3 separate regions of the Mus musculus genome follow, and regions 2 and 3 are each linked to region 1. Evidence: chromatin loops called from intact Hi-C (ENCODE). Cell type or tissue: left cerebral cortex. All regions are shown on one strand. Links, peaks and the distances in the headings refer to the core of each region. The heading gives the core; the rest is flanking DNA. Region 1 has its middle 11 kb from the start of Gm33315. Region 2 overlaps Auh (AU RNA binding protein/enoyl-coenzyme A hydratase). Region 3 has its middle 8.5 kb from the start of BB123696.

Region 1 (4,518 bases), core at 670-3,169:
GTCCCAGGCACAGGTTGGTGAGCTGGTTGGCCCCATGGGAACTGAGTGGTCCATGGGTAAACCCACTTCAGCCTTTTCAGGGTCAAAGGTCATCCCAGCATCCTTGGTCTGACCACTGCATCTTTTCGGGTATTATATCCTTATTCCTTAATATTTTTTCCCCTAAAGAAAGCACACGTGGGGTCTAGCTCTGTTGATGTGTCCTTTTATAGACCGCTCTAAAATATCTAAGAGCCTTAGCTTTTGTGATGTGCTTTAGGTCTGAAGTCACAAGTATGGACAGGGGGTAGGTGCTGACATCCTTAGGGTCTGGAAGAGCCCAGAGCACACTGTAGGATTTTAGGAACTTGGAAGCTTTTCCTGGTAGTTCCCGAGCTCCGTACTGGAAAAGGCGTGAGTCTGGAAGCAGCCTATGGGTTCCGTCTCCACTCAGCCTTGGGAAAGCGCTCGTGGTAAAGACTACCCACCTCCCTCATCAACACAGTTCACAAACAGCTTCGGGTCAAGTGATCCAGCAGCTAACAGGAGACCTCCAGAATGCTAGACCGTTTCCCATGGAAGTGAAGAGCAAAAGCCACCATGGATCCCACCGAGGCTTGACAGTCACTGAGGGCACCTGCCAGATGCAGCCCCCACTGCCACAGGGGTTCTGGGTGACTCTGTCAGTGCAACTGGTCGCTGATGACAGATGTCCAGGTTGAGGGACTCCCCTGAGACACGGGCCCTTTGGAGACCCATCCAGTCATGGATCTCTCTGCTTCCTTTGTGTCCTCAGAGATGTCATTCTGCCCAGGCCAGGAGTGTGTGCACCTATGCGTGCAGCACACATGGCCACTTCCTTTAATTTGATAGAACATGGGGGTGGGGCAGGGGTTAGAACAGGGGAAAAAAATCAAAGTCACATGAAAACAGAATCTGATGTCCTATAGGAGAGCATTCTGCTTTGAGAACGTCACTGGCCGGGGCTTCTCTATGCACATAGAGTCCAGTGCATTCCCTGGGTTCAGGTGCATGCTACAGGACTCAGCTTAGGCACCTACAAGCCACTCAACTCCCTTCCAGTTTAAGAAAGCCTGGGCCACCCTCTTTCACTTGAAGGCACAGAGCTAACTAAGAGGCAGGGGAGCTTGGGATGGTCACAGTTTAGCCTTCAAAGGGGACCAAATCTGGGCACTAGGTGTGCCTAGTCCCCACTCGGGAGAGCCACTCCTGAGTCCCATATTCGAGAGGCCCGTCTCCAAGAAGAGGAGGTCACGGCTCAGCTTTTCCTTCTTACAGCCCCTTCAGCATGCTGAGATCATGTCACAGAGAACCCTGTTCACACACTAGGCCGAGGACCCCTGCCCTCCGTTCCTGTCACACATCATCCTGACTGCTGCAAAATCTGCAACAAGTTGAGATGTCTCTCGGTGTTGCTGGAGAACGGGCTTTACCATGTCTGTAGGTATAGAAATCATTGCGTGCGAGCTCCTTGCATGTGCAGCCTGTGCGGAGCCTCCTGGAGGCCGTAACTCATATTCGGATGGCCTGTAGTACTTCAGAGGGTATGAATGCTGAGCAAACAGATGCTCTATTCTATCTAAGGAAGACGTGATGGGCCAAGTCTACAGTGTTGCTATAGGTAGAACCATTTTCAACCCAAGACTGATTGGTTCCTGGAATCTGAAGAGCGGGATGGTACCACCTTTCGGAGAAAGCTGAGCACTTTGGCATCCCCTCCAAATCCAGCATGTTGCCCCATGGCAACTCAATGTATTGAACTCACTCGCCTAGGGCCCCACCCACTCGGCTGAGGTCGCCTCTCGCTTCGGTGTGCCCAGCATCTCCAAATCTAGCTTCTTGCTCAACATGATGCTCTGTGAAGATGCTCCAGGCTCTGTCAACCTCTCCTTGCCCAAGGACCCTAAGGTTGGGCTGTCCTGGGCTAGCAGAGTTCAGGTTCCAGAACTCACAGAACACCTGAGTAAAGGAGGCTGGATGCTTGCCCACACTCCCATGGTCCAGATGCTCAGCCAGCTCACTCGCAGTGGCGAGCAGTTGCTCCTTGGTATTTGGCAAGGCTGGGCTTCACAACTGAGTATCTCCAGAACAGATGGTAATTTGTTGACACCCAACGACGTAAGGGGACTCAATTACAGTCCCACTAAAAAAAGCTTTCTCTAAAATAAGAAAGTACACAGATTCCTCAACTTGTGGAAATCGCTGACAGCTTTGTTCCCTGCCCCCTCCCCCGCCCCTTCCAGGAGTAAAAAAGAAGCTGACAGCTTATTCTTGCAGGCTCTGCTCATTCAAGTCTATTTTAAGATAATTTTCCTAAGTCAGTACACCAGAATAGCATTCGATGTGAAAAATCACCATCTGTTTGGAACACAGGGCAGGGTCTCAAAGGGTCTGCGCTAGCAACCCTTGACCTTCGCAAGGTTTCAGTCCCTTGGGATAAGAACAATTTTGTGTTTGGGGGGCTCCAAAGTTAGTGCTGAAGGAATTACATTAAAACATGGCATTGAAAATTGCCATTAACTATCAATGTATGCTATTTATAAACTGAAACACACACACACAGACACACACACAGACAAGCAAGCAAGAAAATGCCCTTGGCCTTTTAAAAAGCTGTCCAAACAATCCCTTGTATTTAAATAGTTTTCTTGTAAAAAGGCCATCCAACCTTATCTGGGTTGTTCAGATAAAAATTAACCTATGGAAAGGAAAGCCTACTCAGAAAGCTATAAAAAGGCTCTTGCTCCACTCTATTTTTCCGGTGACCGGGGCCCCTCCCTCCCTCTCTGGCCCCTGTGGTGACTCATGCTCTTCTCTGGAAAGGCAGCAGGGCCTGAAACACAGCAGGAGGGCAGCAATCTGACATATGGGTAACATTAGAAGAATCAGACTGTCCCCCTGAGAGGTGGGGCTCTTCAGGCTGGGGGCAGGTAGCATGCGGGTGAGAGGGCATGGTAGGGGGTGGGACATCTCAGTGCCTGGCAGGCCTGCCCATCTGGCCACAGGTCTAGGTCATTTTTAGCTTCCACTAAACTTACCTCTGTCCACCTCTTGAAAAACCTGCATCTATGATGCCGTGTTTCTCCTCCAGGTTAGAAAGCTAACACACACAAGACTGTATATATACTAAATTGCTGCTGCTGCTGGGCATTTAAGACTTTACAGCCCAGATAATAAACCCATCCCTGCGAGTGGCTCCTTAGGCAACAAGGACATGACACTGGTGTCTCGAAACCCTGGAGTTTGCCACCACCAGGCAATCACTGGCCTCCCGTGCCATCTCCAGAACCCCTCCTGTTAGTCATGTGATTACAAGATCCCTTGAGCAAGGAACCACCATGCTGGAGCCTCTAGTTGTTGTGTTGGCCCTGTTTTCCAAAACAGTTGTGAAGGGAAATTATGCACACTCTCAGTACACAATTCACACCTGTGTGGGCACACACGTGCCATACATTCCACACGCTCCAAACACACATATGCAAACATGTACACATCACATACACACACCACTCAAAACACACAACACATCACTTACACACACACACACCACTCACACGCACACATACATGAGCATGCACACACCCATCATTATCACATGTACACATTATATACACATAACACACACACATGCACACATCCATGAGCATGCACACACCCATCATATAACACACACATGCATGCACGCACCACACATGCATGCACCCTTCTTGGGGAAGCCAGGACAAGAGTCATTCTCAGGTGAAAGCCCAAGGGCTTTGGGGTCCTCTGTGGAGCTTGTCTTTGCCAAAAGCACATGACTTCTCGAGTGGGCTTTCGTTCCTGGAAGCAGCTTGATATTTGTCACTGGTCTTTCAGAGCAGCCAGTTCATAGGTCACTGTGGGTGCACATAGTCAGCCTCAGCTAAGGATATTTGCTGTCCTCACTCTCCAGCCAAACATTTCAGCTATGAGAAGCCAGAATGCAACTCTCTAGAGGGTGGTTCAAAAGTCAGTGTGTAACCCCATTACTAGCTGTCAGTGGGGCCAGGTCAACGTACCAGGCAGGTAGGAACCCTCGGTGTTCACTTGCTGTGAAGCTGAGAGAAGTGGGCAACCCTCTGGAGGAGGCAGGAAGCAGCCAGGGCCTTTGGGATTGCAGGGTCTTGCTTCTCCACCTGCAAACCCCACCCAGCCTTGGCCAGAGCAAGCCAAAGAACCAATCCGATTAGCACAAAGCATGTTCTTCGAGGTAAGACACCGCCTCTGGAAAGGGGACGTGGGCACTTCCCACATCACATAGCTTTAGGGTATGCAAACAGTTCAGAAGAAAGGAAGCCTTGAGTTCTCTTCCTCAGAAGTTTATTTAGGAAACAGGCCATGGTATTAGCAGAAGTTCACTTGCTGGGTCAGATCATCTTGCCCTGAAAGTCCCAGAACTTCTCTCCAGGCTCCCCTTCTCCCCCCCATCCCCCCCCCACACACACACAAAGAGCTTATAATAAGTAACACTGACATTGGAGAGAACACATAAAACTGCCT
Region 2 (4,518 bases), core at 650-3,149, 57 kb after region 1:
GAACTGCGAGGAATCAAGAGTTCCAGAACTTCACGGACTAGCTACAGACCGGACGATCATTCTTCCTGTCTTAGTCAAGGTTTCTATTCCTGCACAAACATCATGACCAAGAAGCAAGTTGGGGAGGAAAGGGTTTATTCAGCTTACACTTCCACACTGCTGTTCATCACCAAAGGAAGTCAGGACTGGAACTCAAGCAGGTCAGGAAGCAGGAGCTGATGCAGAGGCCATGGAGGGATGTTCTTTACTGGCTTGCTTCCCCTGGCTTGCTCAGCCTGCTCTCTTATAGAACCAAGACTACCAGCCCAGAGATGGTCCCACCCATAAGGGGCCTTTCCCCCTTGATCACTAATTGAGAAAATGCTTTACAGTTGGATCTCATGGAGGCATTTCCTCAACTGAAGCTCCTTTCTCTGTGATAACTCCAGCTGTGTCAAGTTGACACAAAACTAGCCAGTATACTTCCAAATGCTTTTTTTTTTTTTTTTTTTTTTTGTGGTTTTTCAAGACAGGGTTTCTCTGTGTAGCCCTGGCTGTCCTGGAACTCACTCTGTAGACCAGGCTGGCCTCGAACTCAGAAATCCGCCTACCTCTGCTTCCCAAGTGCTGGGATTAAAGGCGTGCGCCACCACGCCCAGCTCAAATGCTTTTTAAGATGGTGTCAAAATAACATGAAAAAAAAAACCTATTCATTTAATTCATCTATAAAAACAGGTCCTGCTATAAGCGCAGAAAACCTGGAGTCTGAGTGTTCCAGCTCTAGAAGAGTAACATGGGGTCATCATACACGGTTCACCCCAGGAAAGCCAAGCCGTCCATCACACCTAACAACGCACTTCAAGTATCGAATTACTTAGCGTTAATGTCATGACATGTCCTTATCATAGTTGAGAGGAGTGTCACGGGCTAAAAACCACAAGAAGGGTTTTATGGTAAAAACACTTCTCTGTATCTGAGTTACACATAGACGAGAAATGCTTGTGTGTTAGCCGAGCGGTGCCTGCAGCTTACAACTCTGGAAAGCTACCCACAAATCATTACTTACTGACCTAAGAGTTCTCTAGTGCCTGAACCGAAATGAAGTGACATCAGGCAACACAGGGGTTTTTAAGAAACCCTTTACTAAGAAAGGGAACAGAGAGAAATGGTGTGTTTTTAACAACAAAAAGGTGATGATAGGAAAATACAAAGATAAATGAGAGTTTAAAAATCCAGTCTCCCCAGATTGTTTTGTATTTGCTATCACGTGTCAGTCACGTCTACATATTTTCCATTTTAAAGGCTTCTCAAGCCAGAGTTTATCAGAATCACTTCCTTTGTAGCTGGGGGTAAGGTGCTGAGTCTACCTGAGCTCAGAGTCTCCCGGCTGAGGAGGCACAGCGGAGGGAGCAGGTGCAGGAGGCAGCGGTGGGGACAGAAGAGGGGTATGACATGATGGTGACAGATAGATGGACGGACAGACAGACACAGGACCTACACAGGTCCTGTGCACACAGCTGTCATGTCTAGTGACCCACAGACCCTGAAATATATTTAAGGCCACTTTCTTGTGAAAAGAAAAAATAAAATAAACACAGGGGAAGTGAGGCAGGGGAGTGTAAACGGTCATTCTAGTTCCAAAGAGGGATCTTACAAGTGGCAAAAATTTCTTTGACAAAGGCCACTTGACAGACGGTGCTCACTTCTGAGAGACATGGACAGCTAGCAGCTCGTCCACGTCAGAGGAAAGATGGTCCCTGACCACAGCTAGGAACTCCTGCAGTCACCAGCCTAGCTCAACTGCACCTTTGAGGACAGGGAAGCCTGAGAGCGCTTTGGCAAAACAGTGTATACAGTAAATAGTAAATGTGCTCCATCCTTTACAGGAGAATGTAGCCTAGTGACTCTGGCATGTGACAGGTACTCAGTTTAATCCCCAGCACTCAACAGGAATGAATTTGTAGAAATTGACTACCATGTGGAAATGAAAAGGACTAGGATTCAGCAAAACAACTGGCCAAAAAAAAGTAGAAAAACCGATGTGGGTGTTTTCAAGATTCACCACGTGGCCCTGGCACCAAGCCAGACAAATACGCTCATGAAACAGAATGCCAGTCTGATCTAATTTTATGGAGATGTAGCTACCTTAGAGACCCGAAGCCAGAAGAGAGAGTCTTTTCAATGCATAATGTGAGGACAGGTAGGGATGTGCCTTATACCACAGATAAAAACCAGAAAACTCAACACGCTAAACGAAGCAGGAAGCCAGCCTGGTCTCTGTCAGCTGCAGACAGGAGCTCAAGCACAGCCCACCGAGGAGCAGACATGATGGGCTTCCCCAGTATCACCACATGCAGATCTTTGATTGATGTGAAGAATGGGGGAACTGCTGGGCTGTGGTGGCGCACGCCTGTAGGTCCATCACTCGGGAGCAGAGGCAGGCGGATCTGAGTTTCAGGCTAGTCCGCTCTACAGAGTGAATTCCAGGGCAGTCAAGGCTATACAGGGAAACCCTGTCTCGAAAAAGGGAAGCCACCCACTATAGAACTCACGCTGCTGGAACCAGTAACAACTCACTAAAGCCAAGCACACACTCACGGCATGAACCATTTCAGTCAGAAGCATCCGCCTCCGCTAACTGAAAGCAGGGAGCCATTCGGAGTCTTGTATGCAACCACTCACGGCGGCTCTGCTCACCCCAGCCAAAGGTAAAAGGAAAAAAGATGTCTGTTCAGACAGAAAGACTGTGGACGTGAACAGAATGCATCACCGGTTAGCAACAAAAAAGGAAATCAATACTGAAATTCACAGTATAGATGAACTCAAAAATAACTGTGCAAGTGAATGGAGCCAAATAGAGAAGATCACATACGTACGATGTCACAGGATGATCTAGGCTGTGCACGTGACTCACTGATAGAGTGCTCGCCCGGCACCCAAGGCTGAGCTCAGCCCCTAGCGCCACCGGAGAGAGAAGATAAAAGCATCACTTTACAGATCGGGAGCAGCCCGGGGCTGCATGAGAACATTGGGGTGCACAGGGCATGTTCCTCCACCGTGGCTATGCCTTCATGGCTGTGTCTATATCAACACTTACCAAGCTGTGTGTTAAAATATGTGCTGTTTATTGCACCTTAATTTTAACCTGTTAAAGCTAAAGAAAAACTGTAGCAAGCAACAACTAGGCAGCAACAGTGCACCGAACAGGCAGCTTGGATCTTCCTTCTTGTCCTCCTGCGGGCTGGATCAGCGTCAGCTACACAGGCTAGTGGTCAGACAGAAAAGCATAGGACAGCTGAGCTGCCAAGTGTGTTGATTCTATAAAGGAATGTGTTCCCAATCCCCCTATTCCAAATCGGGGCACTATCAATTCCCAGATGCAGTGCTCATGGACACACCAAAACATGCCTCGGGGCTAAGGCAGAACTGGTGTAGTTTCTTTTACTGTCTTTGATAAACATGTTTTACCTGACTGTTGGAACAAGTTTGATTTTCAAACATCTGCTTTCTACCATACTTCACACGATCATTTATTAACCTTATCCATACACACTGGGCTGTATAAATATGTAAATCAGGTTACTGTGAGAATGGCCGGACCAGAGGAATGTATCGGGTTGCCGATAGAATGAATGATGCACTTTTTGAATGTTTATTATTACTGTATGTGTGATATGTAAACGCAGACACGCACAGGCACCATGGTGAGTTCATGGGGGTCAGAAGATAACTTGGTGGGGCTGATTCTCTTTCCACCTTTCTCCGGGGCTCTGGGATTGAACACAGGTAGCCAGGCCTTTGAAGCAAGTGCTTTAAACATAACAAGTTCCTACATGTTGAAAACAAGGAGTAGGGAATGGCCATGAGGGTGGGCACTGACAGCACCACCTTCTCCGGAGTGCAGGTCACTCGATGGAGACTCCCATGAGCCCCCGGAGCCAAGCCCCTCAGTCTCCAATGCTGGGAACGAGTGTGTGACCTCTGCGGATTTCAGAACTCCATGTGGTTTTATATCTGTGTTCTATTTTGAGCTCATGTTTTTGCCTAGATTTTCAAGATTAAATCAAAGTTCTTTATTTTTTTTTTTGCACATAGCCGTCAACTTCACCAAATCTAATCTATGCCCGAGAAGGCTCCCCAGCAGCTCTCTCAACTACGTCGAGATGTGGCTGTGTCCATCATGGATGGATCGTTATTATAGATACTGAGACTGAGATCTAAACTGTTCGTTTTTCTGATCTGAGAATCACCTCGTTTTACCTTCTTTTTGAGGGGATGGGGGTAGGTGCTGAGACCTAGCCTGGACATCATAGCAATTCTCCTGCCTCAGAATCCAGAGTGCTGAGACAAGGGACTTGACCGCTGGGTCTGGCCAAGCCACCCTCTTTGCACATGGCGTTCCTCTATAGCAAATCACAATGTCTCCCTTGGTGTCTGGAGTAGTTTCTGATGAGAACTAGCCATTTTAACCTCTGCTTCTTTATAAGTATGTATGTCCCGGGTGCCTCCTGCTTCCAACAAAGTTTTACTTGCACTCCA
Region 3 (4,518 bases), core at 833-3,332, 52 kb before region 1:
TAGCTTTGTCTGGAATTGTAGAGCTACCCAAGGACCTGGTACTTAGTACGCTGGCATCTGTATTGTTCAACAACACCCTTTATTTAAGAAGGAAAGATGGGAGACACACTCTTTGGCACCCTGGGCTCAAGATTTGGAAGGTTAGCTACACAGCAGTGGCTCTGAGCAAGCTCAGTTTGTGTCATAAGGCTCTGGCTGGAAGTACAGGAGGGGGCCACTCTGAAGCTGTTAACGCAGTTCTCTCTAAAGGTGCCTGGCTGGCTGACCAGCTAACACTTTCATTGTCATTTCATGGGCACAGTGAGGAGTTGTGGTGGCCCCTTGACCCATGTGCCATCTTAGTCAGTTCTGGTGAGTGGGCTTTGCCTATCACAGTTTCCACTGAGTGACCAACACCTGGCCTATGTTGAAGGCTCTAACACAGAAAAATCTCTCCTTTAATCCAGTGGCCCTCTGGCTCCTTGGGACCTCTGCTTTGGCTGTCCCATGACAGAGTGCCCCATACAGCTGATTCAAACTTATGTCATTCCTGAGCCCTCTTTGTGCAAGAAATTTATATATGACCTGTATATGTGCTTATATATACAAAGTAAACATTTGCTGAGAAAAAAATCACTAAAAATTACTTTAAAACTAATTTCTATACATGTAAATTTTGACCTATGTAGCCATGGGCTTTTGCCCTTTTAACAGGGCCAGGCACGAGTTCCATTTCATATGCCGAGCCTTAGATTGAATCAGAAAGCAAGTGGTTACCTGTGTGGCATCTGTGCCACCATTGCACCTATGTCAGCAGCCATTGTGACAGGATCATGGGTAGGTGAAATGATCCTTTCTCTCCTCCTGTGGCACACACTGTACCTTCCAGTACCAGGAGAGGTAGCCAGTTGGACAAAGGTCCCAGCTGAACACCAGCTTGTCTATTCCATCTTCTGTGACTCAAGCATGTGGCCACTTCATGCAGTAGGGTCTTAAGGTCAAATTCTGGAGGGTAGGCAAGAGTGTGAGCCTGTACTTGCTGCGGGTGAGGGAATGGTCTGTGAGACCCAACTCCTGACAGAGTGTTTGCAATCACTGAGCTCAGCCATAAGACAAAACTATGGGGCTATGCCCATAGTTTAAGAAGTTGGAGTCTAGAGGCATGGTTCCAACATCTGTCAAACTACCTGATCACACTATTTTCAGTCCTTCTATGGTTTAGATCAACTTCAGTCCAGACATTTCAATACTAAGGCATGTTGTATTATTCTAAGGTACCTGACAACCACGAACCCCTCCACTGAAGTGTATACATACCCCTTCTTGAGGTGACTACATCTTGATCAAGGTCACAAATTCTCATGGAAGATGATCATGTGCTGCCCCGAGATGCTGTAAAGTCTACAGTCCATCTTCTCTATATATTTATTTCTTCCTACCCCTCCCCAGTCAAGGAGCAGAACGTACAGTATTAGACCCTGGAAGGAGGGGCTGGAAGAAGTTCCTCTTTCCTGACTTGGAGGAAGAAGGCTAGGTAGCTGAGGACCCAGCCAAGAAGCAGTGAGTCTTACTGACTCTTTTACAGCACTCCTGCAAAGTCCGAACAGAAATCATGATCCAGGTGACAGACACCACCTGAGGCATGTCAACAGGAAGGAGGTGGCAGCTATGTACGTTCAGGACAGAAGGTGACATGGGAGGTTCTGCTAAGAGCTGGAGGAAGAAAGAAATCTCAGGCGAGAAGAAAAGCCAGCTAGCCCTGAAACAAAAGGCAATTCCCCAATAACCCAAAGGAGGGGAGGCCATCAGAAACGCTCTCTGCCCCCTTAAGTGAACGCATCTTGGCACTGCTTGCTCCCTAAGTGGAAAGAAATGCCCTTTTAGAGGCAGCGATTTGCTTAGAAAAATATTCCTTTCAAATGTCTTACGATTACTGACACTCTCCTTAGACCTTGGCAGTGGCCTCCTGTGTGTTTGCATGAGAATATAAATGTCTAAAGATAATGTACTCAAAATACACTCCTGGAAAAGCGGATGGCCCTGGAATCAGGAGGCTCTTCCATCTTTATGCCATCTCTATCCACCACTTCAGGGGCCTGACTGTTCTCTTAGCTCTCGTTCCTTCCCACCCTCCCTCCTTTCTTCTCCCTCTTCCCTCCCCCCTTCCCCTAGCTGGGCAGCCATCCAGATGATTCATAGTATATTCTAGCTAAATTCAGCACAAAAGCCATCTAAAGCATCGGAAGATCAAAGTTACATCAGCGAACAGGCACTGGGGAATTGACAAGCAGCTAAAATTAGGACATTGCGGAGCCGTGGCCTTTGACGGATGGAGTGAAATTTAGCCTCTGGTTCGCTATTTAAAGATTGGTGACAGCACCCTTTTCTGTAGCCACAGCAAGCACACAACACAAGTATTCGGGTCTGATTAAGTGTTTAATCATCTCTGGCCCACGGCTGGCTGCGGCAGATGGACGGACTCCTAAGAAGTTGGGCCTTCATTCCCACACCGAGTCTCTCCAGCCCAACTGGTCCCTCCAGGCACACTCTGTAAAGCTATTTTAATCACTTTTACAAGCATTCCTGCCATCACACAGTTCAGCCTCCAAATCCTGACCCAGCACAAGGGTTTCCAGATTCATCATCAACTTAATTAAAACAAACAGATCCAAACAGCTGCCAAACCAATTCGTCAACTGTCCTACTGGCCTCTTTTCTTTTTCTGGTTCCTTCCGGTTTAAATGCAGTCCTCCTCACAGATGGCAGGTGTCCTCCTCTTTGGGTGTACCTTTGTTTTATGGCCATTGTCACCTCCCAGAGACACACTGGCTTCTGGAAGGACAATGTGGGAGCCCAAGATGACCATGATAACTCTAAGAGCCAAGCAGAGAACACTTCCAGGAAGGCAGTCAGCAGCTGCCTTGTCAACTTTGAACTGACCCCACCCTTGTTATTGATCCTTAGGGCCAAGGACAATGGTTTCAAAACAACTTGCATAACTTTCCTCCCTTTCCCTCTGAAACACTGGCCTGCCTCTGTCTCCTCAAGCCTGACCTTGTGGTACCTTGGCACACATTCCAGATGTCCGTGTGCCACCCTCTCCTGTTCTTCCTTGGGTGGCCTGTTTGCTGATTGGCTAACTTGGTTTAGGGTGGCTGTGGCCGCCTGCCTGGCCAGCAGTGACCAGCTCTGCTTCAGTCACCTCTGTGGCCAAGTTTTACTTTGTGAAGCCCCGAAGGGTCAGTGTGAGCTGCTCAGACAGAGGCAAGATGGGAAAATGGGAGAGAGTACAAATGGGGTGTCAGGCTCTCCAACAGCTACCTGATAGCTCTGAGAACCTGTACCCCAAGAGAGTAGAGGAAGAAAGGGAAATTGGGGTGGAAGGTCTAGACCATTCAAGGGGCACTGTAGTAAGTGCACCTTACACAGGATACAAAGAAGTCCTTGGTGGGCTAAAATGGAGAAAGCTGGGCATGAGCTGGGGAAAGAATAAAGGCCAAGATAACCTTGAGGTAGAAGCCAGCTGCTGGTCATGCCCCTGTTTTAAGAAAGGAACTACCTTAGGGTTACTATTGCTGTGATAAGAAATAAAAGTTTAGACAGAAAGGGTTTATTTGGTTTCTACTTCCATATCATAGCCCATCACTGAAGGAAGTCAGGACAGGTACTTATAGGGCAGGAACCTGGAGGCAGGAGCTGATGCAAAGGCCATGGAGGGGTGCTGCTTACTGGATTGCTCCCCATGGGACACTCAGCCTGCTTTCTTACAGAACCCAGGGCCACCAGCCCAGGGTGCCACCACCACCCACAATGGGCTGGAACTTCCCACAATTATTACTAATAAGAAAATGCCCCACAGGCTTGCCTACAGCCTGGTCTTATGGAAGCCTTTTCTTAATTGAGGCCCCCATCTCTCAGATGACTTTAGCTTGTGTCAGGTTAACACAAAAGCAGTCAGTACAAGAACTGTTTAAAGCTCTAGGGAAAGCCAGAGCATGTATGTAGCTTGGGTACTGTGGCACAGCACCTGAATTCAGGCAGGAATGACTCCAGAGAACCTCCAGGAGAGATGCTCCACATGCCCAGGTTTACAGGACAATGCAGGGACACCATCTGAAATATGAGGACAGGGGCCAAAGAAGAAAGACCATCCATTAGGTCACCTGCCTGAAGGGACACAGGCTCCCCAGGCAGACTTTCCAGCCCAGGCCACCAGTCACTGGAATCAGCTCTAGAAGGCATCAGAGAAGTCCCTGCTTCCCCACTTGCAAACAGAGTAAGAGGGAATGGCTTTCTGTGTAAACTAATAAATACCCTCTGCTTAGGCCGCCATTATGATGGCCAAGCTCCTGCAGGGAGTAACCCAGAGTGTGTCCACCAATGAGAGAAGAGGAGGGAAGGCTAGTGTCCTTTACTGGTCTTCTGTGGCATGTACCTACCGTGGGATGCCAGACCTATGGGCAGGATGAGCCTCTTAGGCCTCTCAGCAGATTCCGGGGGCCTGGGTGTTCACTGAGGTAGAGATGAGAGGCATAGGGG

What was found. Hi-C counts contacts between places; a loop is a spot of excess contacts. Peaks named below come from ENCODE experiments on the same cell type or tissue, not always from the same donor. Only the 100,000 strongest peaks of a DNase experiment are listed, where the experiment ranks them.
Region 2: it touches region 1 in a loop (3-fold over the local background); 4 of 42 quality-filtered maps call a loop at or near these places.
Region 3: a loop joins it to region 1, with 4 times the contacts of the local background. A loop is called at or near these places in 6 of 42 quality-filtered maps.

Annotation. Positions count from the first base shown.
Region 1 is chr13:52,816,152-52,820,669 of GRCm38, forward strand. No RefSeq gene overlaps it. Among named protein-coding and RNA genes, the nearest start is that of Gm33315, 11 kb to the right of the region's middle. In left cerebral cortex, for the core only: no CTCF peak of the experiment used is centred there; DNase peaks (open chromatin) are centred at 2,078 and 2,769; H3K27ac peaks cover 302 bases.
Region 2 is chr13:52,873,234-52,877,751 of GRCm38, forward strand. The region is part of intron 6 of Auh (AU RNA binding protein/enoyl-coenzyme A hydratase); the gene reads right to left. Among named protein-coding and RNA genes, the nearest start is that of Gm33315, 46 kb to the left of the region's middle. In left cerebral cortex, for the core only: no CTCF peak of the experiment used is centred there; DNase peaks (open chromatin) are centred at 2,108 and 2,544.
Region 3 is chr13:52,763,490-52,768,007 of GRCm38, forward strand. No RefSeq gene overlaps it. Among named protein-coding and RNA genes, the nearest start is that of BB123696, 8.5 kb to the left of the region's middle. In left cerebral cortex, for the core only: no CTCF peak of the experiment used is centred there; a DNase peak (open chromatin) is centred at 2,192; H3K27ac peaks cover 336 bases.